2 separate regions of the Homo sapiens genome follow, and region 1 is linked to region 2. Evidence: chromatin loops called from intact Hi-C (ENCODE). Cell type or tissue: Caco-2. All regions are shown on one strand.

Region 1 (8,000 bases), 100 kb after region 2:
TTTCTTTCCATGTCATGACATGACAAAAAAAATTTCCCTTCTCTTCCAAAACCTTTCCCCTTTTTCTCAATTGGAGAGAGAGAGAAAGAGAGAGAGAGAGTGAGTGAATGTGTGTGTGTGTGTGTGTGTGTGTGTGTGTGTGTGTGGGTGGGTGTGGGTGGGTGGTGTGTGTGTATTCTTGAGGTTTCTGAAGTTACCTATGTATACTGGAGTAAGGAGAATTTGAGATTAGAGAGTTAATATTAGAAATTTATCTATGTGTATGCTTATGTCTGATGGCCTATGAGTTTATTGCAGGCAAGGTTTGGCTCTCTTTTAAAACGGTTTTGAGCTAGGCCTCCATGCTTTATGTTAAAAAGTAAGTTGTTCAATTAATGTTGATTGTCCGTAACTAACCATTGTTTAATTAGAAAGCATCTTTTCAGAATCTCTTTATACAAATCCTTTGATATACTTTTGTTAAAAAGGATGCATATTACATATGCTTATTTTAATTAAAAAATGTTAGAAGACTGAAGTAACGGTTCAAATTTGGGTAAATTTTCCTTTACAACTAGAGAGAGTATTTTCTTAAGGATTTCTTTAAGATTTAGAAGATAGGCCTGAAAACATTTCAGTGGATATTTTTGTGTAGGATAATTTTTAACTACATTTCAATTTTGGACTTACTCAATTAGTTGCTTACTGGGGAAGATGAGGAAGTCAGCACTCATCCATTTTAATCTTCATCTCATTTTGTTAGCCATGTTACTATTTCTACCTTATTAGAGTGTATGATATTTAAATCCTTTCTAATTTACTTTGTATGAGTTTTTCAACCGTGCTTATTTTGTTGTTAAATAAGATTTATCATCCACCTTTGATCTCTTATTTTATTCAATGTTATTAAGTAGCCTCAAAATGTAGGGCATTTTCTTTGGTTTTTCAAGTTATGTCCTCTTCCACACTGCTGTCTCTATCTGAAGTTTTACATGCTTATATACTGCTATGGTCTGAATATTTCTGTCATGCCTAAAAATTCATATCTTGGATTCCTTACCCCAAGGTGTGATGGTATTAGAAGATGGGACCTTTGGGAGATGGTTAGGTCATGAGGGCAGAACCCTTTTAAATTGAAATTAGTGCTCTTATAAAAGAGGCCCAAGGGAGCTGCTTGCCCTTCCACCATATGAGGATACGTATATGAGTCAGGACGCAGACCTTCACTGGACATGGAATCTGCCAGTGCCTTGATCTTGGACTTCTGACTCCAAAATTATGAAATAAATGTTTGCTGCTTATAAGTCCCCCAGTTTATGATATTTTAAAAATGACAGCAGCTCAAACAAACCAAGACACATTAACCCCAACCCCACCATTTCTTTTTAATTTTTTCTTCCTGTAGTATGTGTTGTTCATAGTTGCTGAATTAGGTTAGACTACAGAGGGCTGATTTGTATTCAAGGATTGGCAAGAAAAGTTTAGAACCAGTGCAGAATTGTATCAAAATAGCAAGTGAACAGTACAAATGTTGTAAACCAGATAAAGATACAGGGATATGGGAGATATTATTTCCCAGTCAGTGTCTCCCTACCTCATGTGTTGGTGGTCATTGTGGCTCACTTGGCATGAGGAACCCAGTGGGGAGCAGCTCAGAGCCTGGATTTTGTTGTCTTTTCTATCACTAGGCTGGTGGAGAAAGAAGCAAAGTGAGAGCCCATCAGCTTTCTCTTCTGCATGTTACTATGTAGGCCATTCCTTGCTGTGACATTCATTTACTAGGGCTCTATTTCCTACTCCCTTATAGGGCCTTCAGTTGAACTGGACATGTTCTGTCACAATTGCCATAGTGTTTATTCTGTATCTTTTTAGAGATAATCCATATGTGAACAAATACACACACACAAAATATATCACATTGGTCAGAGACTACTCGTGTTTTACATTTGTTCTTTTCACTTTGCAAAATATCCAGGAATTTGTTTCATATTAGTCCATAAATTAGTTCTTTATTGATGGACATTTAAATTGTTTCCAGTTTTACACTTACCAGAACTTAGCAAATAATTCTGTACATGTCATTTTGCACATGTGATTGTATCTGCAGAATAAATTCCTAGAATGAAATTGCACTGTCAAGGGATATGTGCCTTTGAATTTTGATAGATAGAACCAAATTGTTTTGGGGTGTTATTTTACCTTTTGCTGCTGCTGTTTAGTTGTGTAGCCTATTGGTTAGGGGTACAGATGCTGAAGCCAGACTGCTGGGTTAAAATCCTGAATTTTGCCAGTTATCATCTGTTAAATGGTAGTAATAGTTCTCACTTACTGGGTTGTTGTGAAGATTAAATGAATTAGTATATGTAAACTACCTGGAACAGTTCCATGGCACGTATAAAAGTGCTATGTAAGTAAGGGTTAGTGTTTATTTAGGACATGGATTCTGTAAAATGTGGCTTCACTCTGCCATTTTTACTAGGAAGAACTTCTTATAATTCTATTTTCCATTTTCCCCTTGCTTCTATGTAACTGCATTTTATTTCTTTCCCTCCTGCCTCTTCAAGCTACTGCTTCTCAACCCTCTGTTGTTTCCCCTTTCTTAAATACTCATGCCCTCTGGGTTCTGATGTAGCTTTCTCTGATCACTTTTTACACATGCTGCTTGTGCCTTGTTATTTATTCCTCTAGCTTTGGTTACTGTGGGTATCAGTGGTTCACAATCTAATGTATTTTACAAGTTAGATGGGCAACTTCTTTAAAGAGGAAATTTCTGGGCACCACCTTCAGAGATTTTGATTTCTCCTCTCCCCCAAATATTGGTTAAGTACTTTAGTTAAATCCATAGCATTTATCATAGCTCTTTTTGTTGTTGTGTGTTTAGTTACGTGTCTTGTGCTGGACTCTAAGCTGTGTGAATTCAGGTATCTGGTCTGTATACTTCACCATTGTATTCCTACCAGCCAGCATAGTGTCTGGCTGTAGCAGACACTCAGTAAATAATTGTTGAATTATTAATCTGTTCTCTTTATGGCCCACTTGTTTTGCTGAACACTGTTTCATCAAGAAACAATTAGTTAACAACTATGTGTATTAACTATGTTAATGTTTTGTTTTGGAAGACTGTAACAATTTTATGTCCTTACTGTAGAGATGTTTTTGGGAAATAACTCAGTGACTTTAAGAGGTTAATGACTTAAAGTGTTAATTAACGCTTTGGTGTGTAGTCTTCCAGGCTTTTCATTAGACATTGCAACAGCAAGAATTGTGTCATATTATGAGTATTCTTTTGTAACTTGTTTTTTAAGTAAATAGTAAGTAGAAGCTTTTGTTTCCCTGAAACTAAAATTTTCGCATTAGTATATTTATTGAGTGTATTTATTGATTAAACCCCTCTAGCTGAGTTTGTGAACCACATCTGATAAACGATAGAATTCAGCAAGGAAACCTTTCTCTGTATCTGCCTTCCACCCTGTCTCCAGAGTGCAGACAGTAATGAGACCTGCATAACATTTATTTTCTCCAAAAAGTTTTCTTATAACTTATTTCCATTCACATATTGAGTTTTCCTTTATTTCGCTATATCGCTGTTAAATTTCATAGCATTTTTCTACTTACTTGCTTATCTTTTTTTCTTAATTGGGCATCCTGTGGACAAGATTGTTTATTTTAGTTCATCAACAAAAATTTATTGAAATAGCACTGTCAGGAATTATGGAATGTGTAAGGCAGTTTCTATTCTTAAGGAACTATAATCTAGCCAGGAGAAGAGTGGAAATACATAAAATACTAATAAAGTCAGCATGTCTTACACAGTACTTAATACAGTTTTATGTATACATACACACAGTAGGTCATAAATGCCTACTTATTTAAGAAATTAGTATTTTGGTTCACTACATATGTATTATGTATTTGCTGTATGCTAGGCATTGTGCACAAAGGAAACAGGAAAATATGCCCTCTAGTGTTGGTCTTTGTATCTACCAAAATGAATGACTTACTGCATTACGTTATATGTGGTAGGCAGTCAGTAAAAATTATTCATGAAAGAATGACCCTGAAGTTCAATTTATTTTGTATCCCTAATGACTAAACTCCAGAAGAAATTCTGTGCCCTTACTAAGTCCCCAAATAAAAGTGTTGGCTTCTAAAAATCTAGGTTCAATGTACTACTTTATAGATTTTTATCAGTAAAGGAAATAACAGAGCTATGTAACAAGAATAGATAAAGAGCATATTTTAATCTTTGGATATTTGTGGTTTCTAGTTTTTGGCATTCTCATTCAAATATATAGTATTTGTTGAATGAATATTTATACAGTAATTAAATTACTTTTTCTTTAGAAACTTTTGTGGGTTTTTTGTCTTGAATTGTTTTCGTCAGATTTTTTTATATCCTGTATTTGCTATGTCTAGTTCATTCAGTCAACAAATATATATTGTGATCTCTCTTTGTCAGACACTGTTCTTCTATAATTACTCTTAGATACTATATATAAGCCTCAACTTTTGTTTGTCCAAATGAAGAGTTCCCTATGGTCTAGCCATTGTGTATGTTTTGGATTTCTTGTTCTAGTCATCTTGTCATTTGAATCTCATTTGAATATTTAATTATTGTGTGGATAGATTTCTGTTTTTACATCTAGATTTTCACACCTGAGGTAGTAGAAAGGTGAGAAAAGGTCAATTTAAATGCAATGCTGGACTCTTTGTTTTCATAACTAAATATAGACGGCCTCCTAAAATTGTACTTGCTTTTCATTTGCCAGTATTCTAATGCAAGAGCTAGGTTTTTCTTTTTTATTATTTAGTATAGGAGTACTGCTTGGAGTTTTTCTTTGTCTTTCTTGTGTAAACCACACCCATAATTCCTCCTTTGAAATGTCCCACTTCAGTTTTCTTTAAAATAGAACAAAAACATTGCTTGGACAGTATCCAATTCAGTTCCTCTTTAAACATACTGACATTTATGTCGCCCTGAATGCTTGGGGCATGAAATATTTTCTAGTATATACACACAATTTCTGCTTGTACCAGTTGAGCTTGTCGTAAGAGTCATAAAGAATTGTTTCTGTTTGGCTGAATGTGGTGGCTCACACCTGTAATGCCAGCACTTTGGGAGGCCAAAGCAAGAGGATTGCTTGAGGCCAGGAGTTCTAGACCAGCCTGGGCAACATAGTGAGACACTATCTCTAACAAAAAACAAACAAAAAAGGAATTGTTTCTGTGAAGAGGAAATTGACTAAGAGAACTTCTGTATTCAAAGTAATTCAAACTAATTTGCCTATTACCTATCAATAATTAGCTGTTCCTAATGATTAGGCACAAATTGCAAGCATTTCGGGTAATGGACTATAATTTCATTTTCACCTAAATTGTTATAATTACATTTATACAACTCTTTTCTTTTGCTTTGCTCTTCTGAATCATATATAAACTTATGAATGAGTTTGCAGAAAAGTTTGTTTGAAGGATGTTTGTAATCCCTAAGATTTTCTTAGGGCATCTTTTAAAACTTAACCATCCTCTTAGAAACTTTTGGCAGGTGGGACTCTTACCTGCCACCTGCCACCAAAAGTGGCACTAAAAGGAATATTTGACAATTCTTTGCCATTTAACTGTTTCATAATTTATAGTGGGATAAAAATGCATTCTAGAATAATAATATAAAAAGGAGAAAATAATTTAAATGGGGAAGAATTAGCATGGACTATATAAACAATAGTGTTTAACTTTTTGACAGGTACTACTTTATGCGCTGTATATATTCATATATTTCTCATAGTAAACTTTTGAGGTAGTGGGTTCTATTATTATCCTCATTTTCAGGAGGAGACTGTGGCACACAAGATGGGAGTTTACCCAAGAACACCCAACCAGTAAATGGCAGAACTGGATTAATTCCAGACAGTCTGGCTCTAGAGTTTGTACTTTTAACAAAAATAATTTCAAGAAAAGGAATATAACAATGTTAGAATTTATTTCAAATGCTACTTGTTTTGTGATGGCAAGTTTACTCAATTTAATTATGTTTGTTTAAACATACTTGTTCTATTTTAGGAATGAAATTTAATGTTTTTTCAAGCTACACATCTCAAGATCTGTCTTTAAGTCATGGACTCTGTCTGCTTTGAGCATTGTATAAACACCTTGTTAACTCTTTGTTAGCAGGCTTCTCAATTTTTTCCTTATGAACATGTGTGGAACAATAAAAACTAAAGTTTTATGTACTTGAATCAGTTTACAACTCAAGTTGACAAAGCTGCCTGTACGTGGAATTAAATGACAAAACTGTCTTCACACAGCCATTTATTATTGGTAATTGTTCTGCATTTACATTCAAGAAAAACTTGAAGGTAAACCATGTCAGATAAGATTTTGAAAGTGTATTTGAGCCGTTCTGCTTCTTTCCTTATATGGTTCAGTAAACTGACCAAATTTAGTCAGAAATTTAAGTCAGCAAGTCTTGTTTTTCTTAATGTGCTACATGTGTTAGCTTTTGATTCTCCTAGCAACAATATTTTTATGGGCATGCTTTGCCAGTTTCTTGTATGTACTTTATAAATGTTGAGGACAACAGTTTGAACAATTTACACCACTAATTTGAGATTGATATATGATATATATTTTGCGGCAATGCTTTTAGCATTTAATTTATATTAAAATATTTCAAAAACATTTATAAACAAAAGAACAAGCAGATTTAACATTAATTGCTTTTGGTATTGGTATTTTGTTGGTGTTTCTTATGTCGACTTAAAAGTATATACATTTAAAATCAAAATTAGCAGTGTTTCATTTATTGGAGAATAGCTATTTCTGTGTGTTAATGTCTTTCAAAGAGCCAGTGTAATCACCTTCTTCAAATGGAGAAACTTTAAAAATTACCAATTTGTCATGAAAGTCTTTTATCTTAAGTGTCAAAGGATTACTCAAAAGATGGCAGATAAGACCCTATTCTGGATCTTGCTTACCTCACCGTATTTGGCTTTGCGTCTTTATATACCAGACCTGTTTTTCACTTGTTCTTATGTTAAACTCAAATATATGAATCACCTCCAGGAAATATTCCCTGACGACCACCATTCCTTCTTAGTTCTCCTTTTCTCAGCTCTCATAAAAACCAGTGGACGTGTCTGAAATTGTCTTACCATATTCCTTTTGATATAATCATCTATTTTTGTATTTGTCTTCTGTACTAGATGGTGTCTTGAACTTTCTATTTCTAGCTGTTTACTGACTAAGGTATCACAAATGTCTGTTTTCCAAGCACAATATCCTGATCATAATTTAATCTTACCCCTTTCCTTACTGTTTTCAAAATCACTTCTCTACACTCTTTCCCTGAATGATTTCAAGTCCCATTGTTTTATTACCTCAATGCAGATAATTCCCAAATTGACATTTTCTTCCCACATTTATTTTCACAGCTCCAGATCTATATGGTTAGATAGGTGTACAGACACCTATAAATTCAGCATATCCAAAACAAATAAAATTGTCATCTTTCTTTTCCCAGTCTGCTGCTTGAATCTGTGGTGTTTATCTTCATGAATGTCTTCTTCCTGCATCTTAACTCTTCATATCTTTCATTAAACCTTGAACATTTCCTCCTAAGCTTCCTTAATACAGTTTCATGAGTACAGGCATACCTTAGAGATACTGTGGGTTTGGTTCCAGACTACCACAAAAAAGTGAGTCACACAATTTTTTTTGGTTTCTCAGTGCATATAAAAGTTGTGTTTATGCTATACCGTAGTCTATTAAATGTAATGTAGCATTATATCTTTAAAAAATCATAATGCTGTAGTACATACCTTAATTTAAAAATGCTTTATTGCTAAAAACAAATGCTAGTGATTATATGAGCCTTCAGCCAGTCATAGTCTTTTTGCTGGTGGAGGGTTTTTTTTGTTTTGTTTTGTTTGTTTTTGTTTTGACGGAGTCTTGCTCTGTCGCCGAGGCTGGAGTGCAGTGGCACAATCTTGGCTCACTGTAAACTCCACCTCCCAGATTCAAGC
Region 2 (8,000 bases):
TCTCTTTAAATGACACTGTTATGTCAAGAAAGCCATTTTTCTCCCCCACCTCCTTCCTTTTTTCTTTTCCTCCTGCTTCTCCTTCCTAGATCCGTATCTAACAAACAGTTAAAACGTATCTGATTTGTGCCAGGAACTTTCAAATACTATCCCACTGAAGCCATATAGCAATTACATGAGGCAGAAATGATTATCCCCAATCTACAGATGAGGAAATTGAGACTTAGAGCTTACTGAATAGCTCAAGATCACATCAGTAAGTTATACAACTACAATCCGATTCCAATTGTATTTCCCCACTACACCATGGTAGTGGCTTGTTAAAAACTTCCAGGGAGCCCTACATCTCTGTTCCAGCCTAAAACAGGTGATGTGTGTGATGAAGTAGCTTTCTGTGGGAGTGTCAAACATTGCAATCCAATAGATCAAGAAATGACAAAGTGTAGCAGGTGTGAAGAGTAATTGTAGACCATATGGCAGGTACTGCTTGCTGTCATTCAATATGGATGCATTCCTTCTTCCTTAGTACCAGAACCTCTGATTTAGCTGGGCACAAAGCTGACCAACTCATTTGCACCTATACAGGACCAGTATAAGCAGAATTTTTCTGTACATCATATATAATAGAAAGTATTCTTAAGGGAAAGAGGCATGATCTCCTATTTATGAAAGTTGGAATGTAAACATGATTTTGGAACATGTTATGGGTTAAATTGTTACAACCTCCTCCTTCCCCACAAAAAAAGCTGAAATCGTAATCCCCAGTACCTGTGAATGTTACCTTATTTGAAAACAGGTCTTTATAGGTTTAACCAAGTTAAGAATAGGTCATTATATTTCCAGAAGAAGAAATATAAGAAGAGGAAAATTGAAACACACAGGGAGAATGCCATGTGAAGACACAAAGACAGGCACAGAGGGCAGATGATGTGGAGAGACACAGACAGAACAAAGTCATGTGATGACAGAGACAGAAATAAAAGCAATGGATCTGCCAGCCAAGGAAATCAAGGAATGCCAGCAAAGAGCATAAGCTAGAAGAGGCAAAGTAGCAGCATCTCCCACATTCTTCAGAGAAAACCTTGGTGATGGCAAGGCCTTACTGAGAGGTGACACTGTGCTGGCAGCCCTCCCTCGCTCTCGGTGCCTCCTCGGCCTCAGCGCCCATTCTGGCTGTGCTTGAGGAGTCCTTCAGCCCGCCACTGCACCGTGGGAGCCCTTCTCTGGGCTGGCAGAGGCCGGAGCCGGCTCCCTGGACTTGCAGGCAGGTGTGGAAGGAGAAGCACAGGCGGGAACCCGGGCGGGAACCAGGACTGCAGCGGTGCTTGCGGGCCAGCTAGAGTTCCGGGTGGGCGTGGGCTTGGCGGGCCCAGCACTCGGAGCGGCCGGCGGGCCCTGCCGGCCCCAGGCAATGAGGGGCTTAGCACCCGGGCCAGCAGCTGCGGAGGGGGCGCCGGGTCCCCCAGCAGTACTGGCCCACCGGCGCTGCACTCAATTTCTCGCTGGGCCTTAGCTGCCTCCCGGCGGGGAACGGCTCTGTACCTGCAGCCCTGCCTGAATCTCCCCCCTCTCCCCGCCGTGGGCTCCTGCGCCGCCTGAGCCTCCCCGACAAGCGCCGCCCCCTGCTCCACGGCATCCGGTGCCATCGACCACCCAAGGGCTGAGGAGTGTGGCCGCATGGTGCGGGACTGGCAGGCAGCTCCCCACCTGTGACCCCTGTGCAGGATCCACTGGGTGAAGCCAGCTGGGCTCCTGAGTCTAGTGGGGACTTGGAGAACCTTTATGTCTAGCTAGGGGATTGTAAATACACCAATCAGCACCCTGTCAAAACGGACAAATCCGCTCTCTGTAAAACAGACCAATGAGCTCTCTGTAAAATGGGCCAATCAGCAGGATGGGGGGGGGGGGGCGGTGCCAGATGAGAGAATAAAAGCAGGCTGCTGGAGCCAGCAGTGGCAACCCTTGGGTCTCCTTCCTCTGGGTGGGAGCTTTGTTCTTTCGCACTTTGCAATAAATCTTGTTGCTGCTTGCTTTCTGGGTCCACCCTGACTTTATGAGCGGTAACACTCACTGCAAAGGTCTGAAGCTTCAGCTTGACTCCTGAAGCCAGGGAGACCACAAACCCACCGGGAAGAAAGAACAACTCCTAGAGGCCCCGCCTTAAGAGCTGTAACGCTCACTGCGAAGGTTTGCAGCTTCACTCCTGAGCCAGGGAGACCATGAACCCACCAGCAGGAAGAAACTCCCAACACACCCGAACATCAGAAGGAACAAACTCCGGACAGGCCGTCTTTAAGAACTGTAACACTCACCGCGAGGGTACGTGGCTTCATTCTTGAAGTCAGTGAGACCAAGAATCCACCAATTCCGGACACATTACCATTGAACTTTCAGCCTCCAGAGCTACGATAACAAATTTCTGTTATTTTAAACCACCTAGCTTGTAGCACTGTATTTATTTAGAGTCAGAGTCTCACTCTGTCACTCAGGCTGGAGTACAGTGGCGTGATCATAGCTCACTGCAGCCTCAGTCTCCCAGGCTCAACTGATCCTCCCACCTCAGCCTCCTGAGTAGCTGGGAGTACAGGTGTGCACCATCATGCCTGGCTAAAGGTATACATATTTAACATATATATTATATAGTATATATTATATATCATTTAATACATAATATATATTACATATAATCATATAGTATATATAAATATATGTTTATATTTTTAAAAAAAATAGAGATGGGTCTCACTATGTTGACCAGATGGGTCTCAAACTCCTGACCTCAAGCAATTCCCCCATCTTGGTGTCCCAAAGTGCTGGGATTACAGGCATGAGCCACCACTCCTGGCCTAAAAATCTTTTTTTGTAGAGATAGGGGTCACCTTAGGTTGCCCAGGCTGGTCTCAAACTCCTGGGTTCAGGTGATCCTCCCGCCTTGGCCTCCCAAAGTGCTGTGATGTGATTACATGTGTGAGCCACTGCACCTGGTCTGTAGGACTTTATTACAGCAGCCCTGAGAAATGAATACAGTGTCCAGTCATCTTGGATTATGAGATGGCTTGCTACAGATGTCAGAACACAAGATACGGGCCTTGGTGACTTCCTGGAATACAGCTCTGGATAAGCTCTCGTCTGGGGAGGTTTACATAATAAAGAAACAAGTTAGAGTCTTGAAGCAAGTGTCATTTAGGGTTTCTATTACTCACAGATAAACCTAATTCTGATACAAGCCATATACCTCTTCTACTAGGTGCTACCAAAGGCTGTGGCACCTAATTCTAGTCTTCATTGACTAGCCTGGTTCTCCACTTATGTGGAAATTGTTGGAAATTTGATAAAGCTAATTATATGTTCTAGCTTTGCCAAGGAAGACAGTAAAATTAAGATAGTTGTTTAGGATTGCTGGAAACTAGAGGCAAATGCCTCCAGGGTTGAAATCATGGGTTATTATGATTAAAAATGATACTTGCATAGCACAATGGATGAAAGCACAGACTGTGATATCAAATACCCCTGGAAACCAATTCCAACTCTATGCCTCACTAGCCATCTAAGTGATTTTGAATAAGTTATTTCACATCTCTACTCCTCAGGTTTCTCATATATAAAATAGATGATAAAAAGGGCATGTTAATGAATTGCTTAATTTATGATGAAAAGCATGAGTGAGATGATGATAATGACCTTATAGACTGAAGAGGGTATTAAAGGAGAAATATACATAAAGTGTTTAAAACAGTTACAGACACATAGTAAGTTTCTGCCTGTCACCAGTAGAGGGTCTTGACTGCAAGTTTTCCAAGTTGTTGGCGTTTTGAACAAAGAACTGGACAAAACGCCCAGCAAAGCAAAGAAAGAATGAAGCAACAAAAGAACAAAAGCAGAGATGTATTGAAAATGAAAGTACGCTCCACAGTGTGGGAGGGGCCCCAACAGCTGCTCAAGGGCCAGGATACAGAATCTTCTTGGGTCCAAATACCCACTAGAAGTTTCCCATTGGCCACTTCATACTCACCTCATGTAAATGAAGTGGTAGCCCGCAATCAGTCTGATTGGTTGCAGAAAGCAGCCAACCAGAGGCTGAAGTGAAATTATAAAGTTCACACTCCTGTGCAAACATTGCTTTTTGCAACCAATCAGAGGCTAAGGTGAGTTACAAAGTTATACCTCTATGCAAACAAAGACTCCGCCCGCAATCAGTCTGACTGGTTGTGGACAGCAACCATTCAGAGGCTGGAGTGAAGTTACAAAGTTGCAAACGAAGACTGGCAGTATGATTTGTTGCCGACAGCCAATTTCCCATCGGCCGCCCAGAAAAGATGGGGGGTTTGCAAAGGGAGTAGCCTCTGGTCCTTTTGTTACTTAGGCATGGAAAGTTAGGGTTTTCCTTTCTTTTTAGTTCTAGGAAGTCGGCAAGAAACAGCCTTAGGTTCCCTGCCTCTAGACCCTGTTCTCCTGCCTCATTCCCACCTAGGGCTTTTGCACATGTATTTCCATTGCCATGGTTGTTCTTTTAACATCATCAGACCCCAGCAAAGACACACTTTGTGTCTGGTTAATTCACATTCACTCTATAATCTCAGCTCAAAGTTCATCCCTTCATAAAACCCTGTCTTGGTCTCCCCTAAAATTCAGCCGCATATCACTTTATGATTTTTTATCATAGCTATTAGTAAAATTTGATCTAGGATAATTATTAGTGTTATTATTTGCTTGATTTCTGTCTTAACTTCTAGGCTAGCACTACTCACAGTGTGGTCTCAAAGCTCACGGGTGCTTGTCTGCGAACTATTTATTACTCATCATCCAGGAGATAAATACAGAAACTAGATTAAGTATTTAGAAACTTGTAAAACAATTTGACATAGTATTCTGAGCTTGTATTTTGTATGTTTGATTTTTTTGTTTGTTTTTCTAAAAACTCATTTTTATAAAAAGCTAGAAAACATGTCTACAATAATTTTTTAAGTTTTTAACTAATCTTTCATTACAGATTGTTCAAGAAGCTTGGTTTAGGCCAAGGATTAGCAAACTCTCTTTGTAAATGGTGAAATAGTAAATGTTTTGGGATTTTCAGGTCACATAGCCTCTGTTGCAACTATGTAACTCTGACTTTGTAGCATAAAAGCAGCCACAGGTAATACACAAAAGAATGAATATGGCTGTGTTTCAATAAAACTTTATAGTCAAAAACAGATGGTGGGCCAGATTTGACCCACGGGGTGTAGTTTGCCAACACCTGTTACAGGCCATAAACTCCTGAGGGCAGATATCTCATTTGTTTTATTCATCATTGTCTTTCAATGCCTATGACATCCCTCACATAATGGGTATTCAATAAATATTTATTAAAAGTTAGTCTAATCTCTAAAAGGGGTGCAGAACTTGCTTGAATTGACATGGAGGTCATATGTCCAAGGCCACCAAGCCATGGATGACCATGAAAAGGATGTTAACTGCCTGGTTAGTAAGATTTTTTTTAAACTATGGATGTTCTAAGGATCAAATACATTCTGGGAAGCAATGATAATCACCAGTTGCTTGAAGAAAGAGGATGTTGGCAATTGGCTGGGTATTAAGGAAGCTGTGAGAGTTTGGGTTGATGATACCACAGGCACATGAGGAAGGCTGCAAATTCTATTTCAAGGCAGCTCTGAGCCTGGTGAGTAGGTAGCACAAGCAAAGCTTACCCTCCTGGAGAGAAAAAATTATGCACAAGAAGTAGTCATTAAAATTAAGTTGTGTCAGACATGCCAAAGGAATACTGTGGTGATCTGATCCCTTTATGAATATTTGATGAATGTGTGGAGATCACAACTAGTGGGCAATGGAACAATATCGGAATGGTGGTAGATAAATGGAAGGAAATATTATCATGTTAGAAACCTCAGAAAAAGTATAAATAATGGCCGAGTTCAGCAGAGAAATCAATTACTCCAAGATGTCCCTTCTCCAAAAGGCCTATTTCACTATGACAAAAAAAAATGTGTATTCTTAATATTAAACATATGGTGAATTTAAAAAAAAAAAAAACTTCAGAGGACCCTGAGATCAAGTCCCAAATCATATGATCTACATATAAGGTTCTTCATCATTTGATTCCAATCTATCTTTCTAGTCACATCATGCCAAGAACCCTTTTCCCAACATAGTATATGTTTCCCAACATAGTATATTTCTAGAACCACACCAGGTCATTCACTGTTTCCCTTAACATGCCCTGCAGTTTCACAGCTTAGTGCCTTTGCTCTAGCTATTCACTGCCCTACAATGCCTTTCTTTTCCTCTCCATCCAGCACATTCTTATCACCCTTTGAGACATAGTTCAAACATCATTTATACTGTTGAAGCCTTCATGACTCACTTATCCAGGAGACAATTTGTCTCTCATTCCACTATGATTTGCCATTACATTATATCCTAATTATTTGTTTGCATGTCTGCCTTTGGGCTGAGACAGAGAGGCCCTTGAAAGCTACTTTTAATATTCTGTTGCTTAATTAAGCAAATTGACAAAAATGCAAATAGCTCGTGATGCCGCGTTTAAAGCAATTATAGCAGTATTTTGTTCTGCATACTATCTTACTGTTTTCCTTCTGCATTGACTCCCTCACAGCTAAATCTATTTTGCTACTTTAGGACCCAGATACAGAAAACATCCCTATGAAAGGCTGATAAGCTTATCTGAAGAAAAAAAGAAAGAAAAATGAAAGAAAGGAAGGAAGGAAAGAAAAAAGAAAAGATGAAAGAAAAAAAAAGAAGTGGGGGGTGCCAAGGTTGTATACCGAAATCCACAAAGAACATTTAGAGAAATTTTCAATGCCATGTGCATTTGGTTAACTTGCATTTAACTTTCCAACACAATGTACTTTCAGTCATCATACTCCAAATTCAATGCATTTCCTTAGGAAGCAAAACAATCTATTTTTTTTCTCTATGGACAGAATGTTTTTGGCAACTGAAACTTGACACATAATAATGTTAGTTAAACCCAATTTCTAGTTCTTTCAAAATAAATTCCCAAATATTGTGTTTACAATAGAGTTAGGATCCCAGAGACTAATAGACCCATCAGGGGACTACGAAGGAACCCAATTGGTTTCTTTTCTTTTTTTTCTTTCTGTTTTCTTTTTTCTCTGTGTTTCCTTCTTTCTTTCATTCATTCCTCCTTCCTTCTTTCTTTCCTTCCTTTTCTTTATCTCTTTCTGCCTTTCCTTCTTTCTTTGTAGTCTCTATGAAATAGTTTAATAGCAAAATTAAAGACAAAATTTAAAAGCTGTTTGAGGTTTCATGGAACGTACTCAAAAGTTGTTAGCACCAAAATGAAACAAGTTGGATGTTGCATTTAAATATACATCATTCTGAACTTGAACTTTTGACATTTTATTTCATAATAAATTTTGAAGAAGTAGACTCATTATTCTCAAGTTTTTCTCATTTAAAACAGATATCAAGGTACAAGTTTTCATTTGGTAAATCAATCTGACCCCTCAAACAAAGTGAAATCTGATACTAATTTTCAAATGGCCATGCTTATTCAACTATTTTCTGAACAAGATGCCCTGTTAGACATGGGGAAAGACAATAAAAAGTTAGTCTTACATGTCTTGAGACTCTACTAGCTATGTTCCAGTCAGCAGCAGGAAAAAACGAGGGAGTAAGGGTTGGCCTCTAGTAAGAGACTCATCTACAGAAGTGGGGCAGACATTCAGATTCAACTCAGCTACAGAGATGTCCCAGTGAGTTGGCAATAGTGAGTATCTGGAACATTGCAACAATTTGGGGTAGCATAGGAAAGTAGTTCCTCAGGTGGTCTTTACAAGGAAATAAGTCACAGATGGGGTCTTGCTGTTGCCTAGGCTGGTCTCAAACTCCTGGCCTCAAGCGATTCTCCCACCTTGACTTCCCAAAGTGCTGGGATTACAGGCATAAGCCACTGCACCTAGCCTGGAACACTCTTAATCATGAGATGCCTAGTGACTATAGATCAGTTTCCCAAGAGT

What was found. A loop is a pair of places that touch in the nucleus more often than their neighbours do. Peaks named below come from ENCODE experiments on the same cell type or tissue, not always from the same donor. Only the 100,000 strongest peaks of a DNase experiment are listed, where the experiment ranks them.
Region 1: it touches region 2 in a loop (2.6-fold over the local background); 5 of 110 quality-filtered maps call a loop at or near these places.

Annotation. Positions count from the first base shown.
Region 1 is chr12:79,883,052-79,891,051 of GRCh38, reverse strand. The region is part of intron 1 of PPP1R12A (protein phosphatase 1 regulatory subunit 12A); the gene reads left to right. Among named protein-coding and RNA genes, the nearest start is that of PPP1R12A, 48 kb to the left of the region's middle. In Caco-2, a CTCF peak has its summit at 3,921; no DNase peak of the experiment used is centred here.
Region 2 is chr12:79,986,895-79,994,894 of GRCh38, reverse strand. It overlaps the pseudogene SNRPGP20. Among named protein-coding and RNA genes, the nearest start is that of PPP1R12A-AS1, 56 kb to the right of the region's middle. In Caco-2, no CTCF peak of the experiment used is centred here; a DNase peak (open chromatin) is centred at 4,104.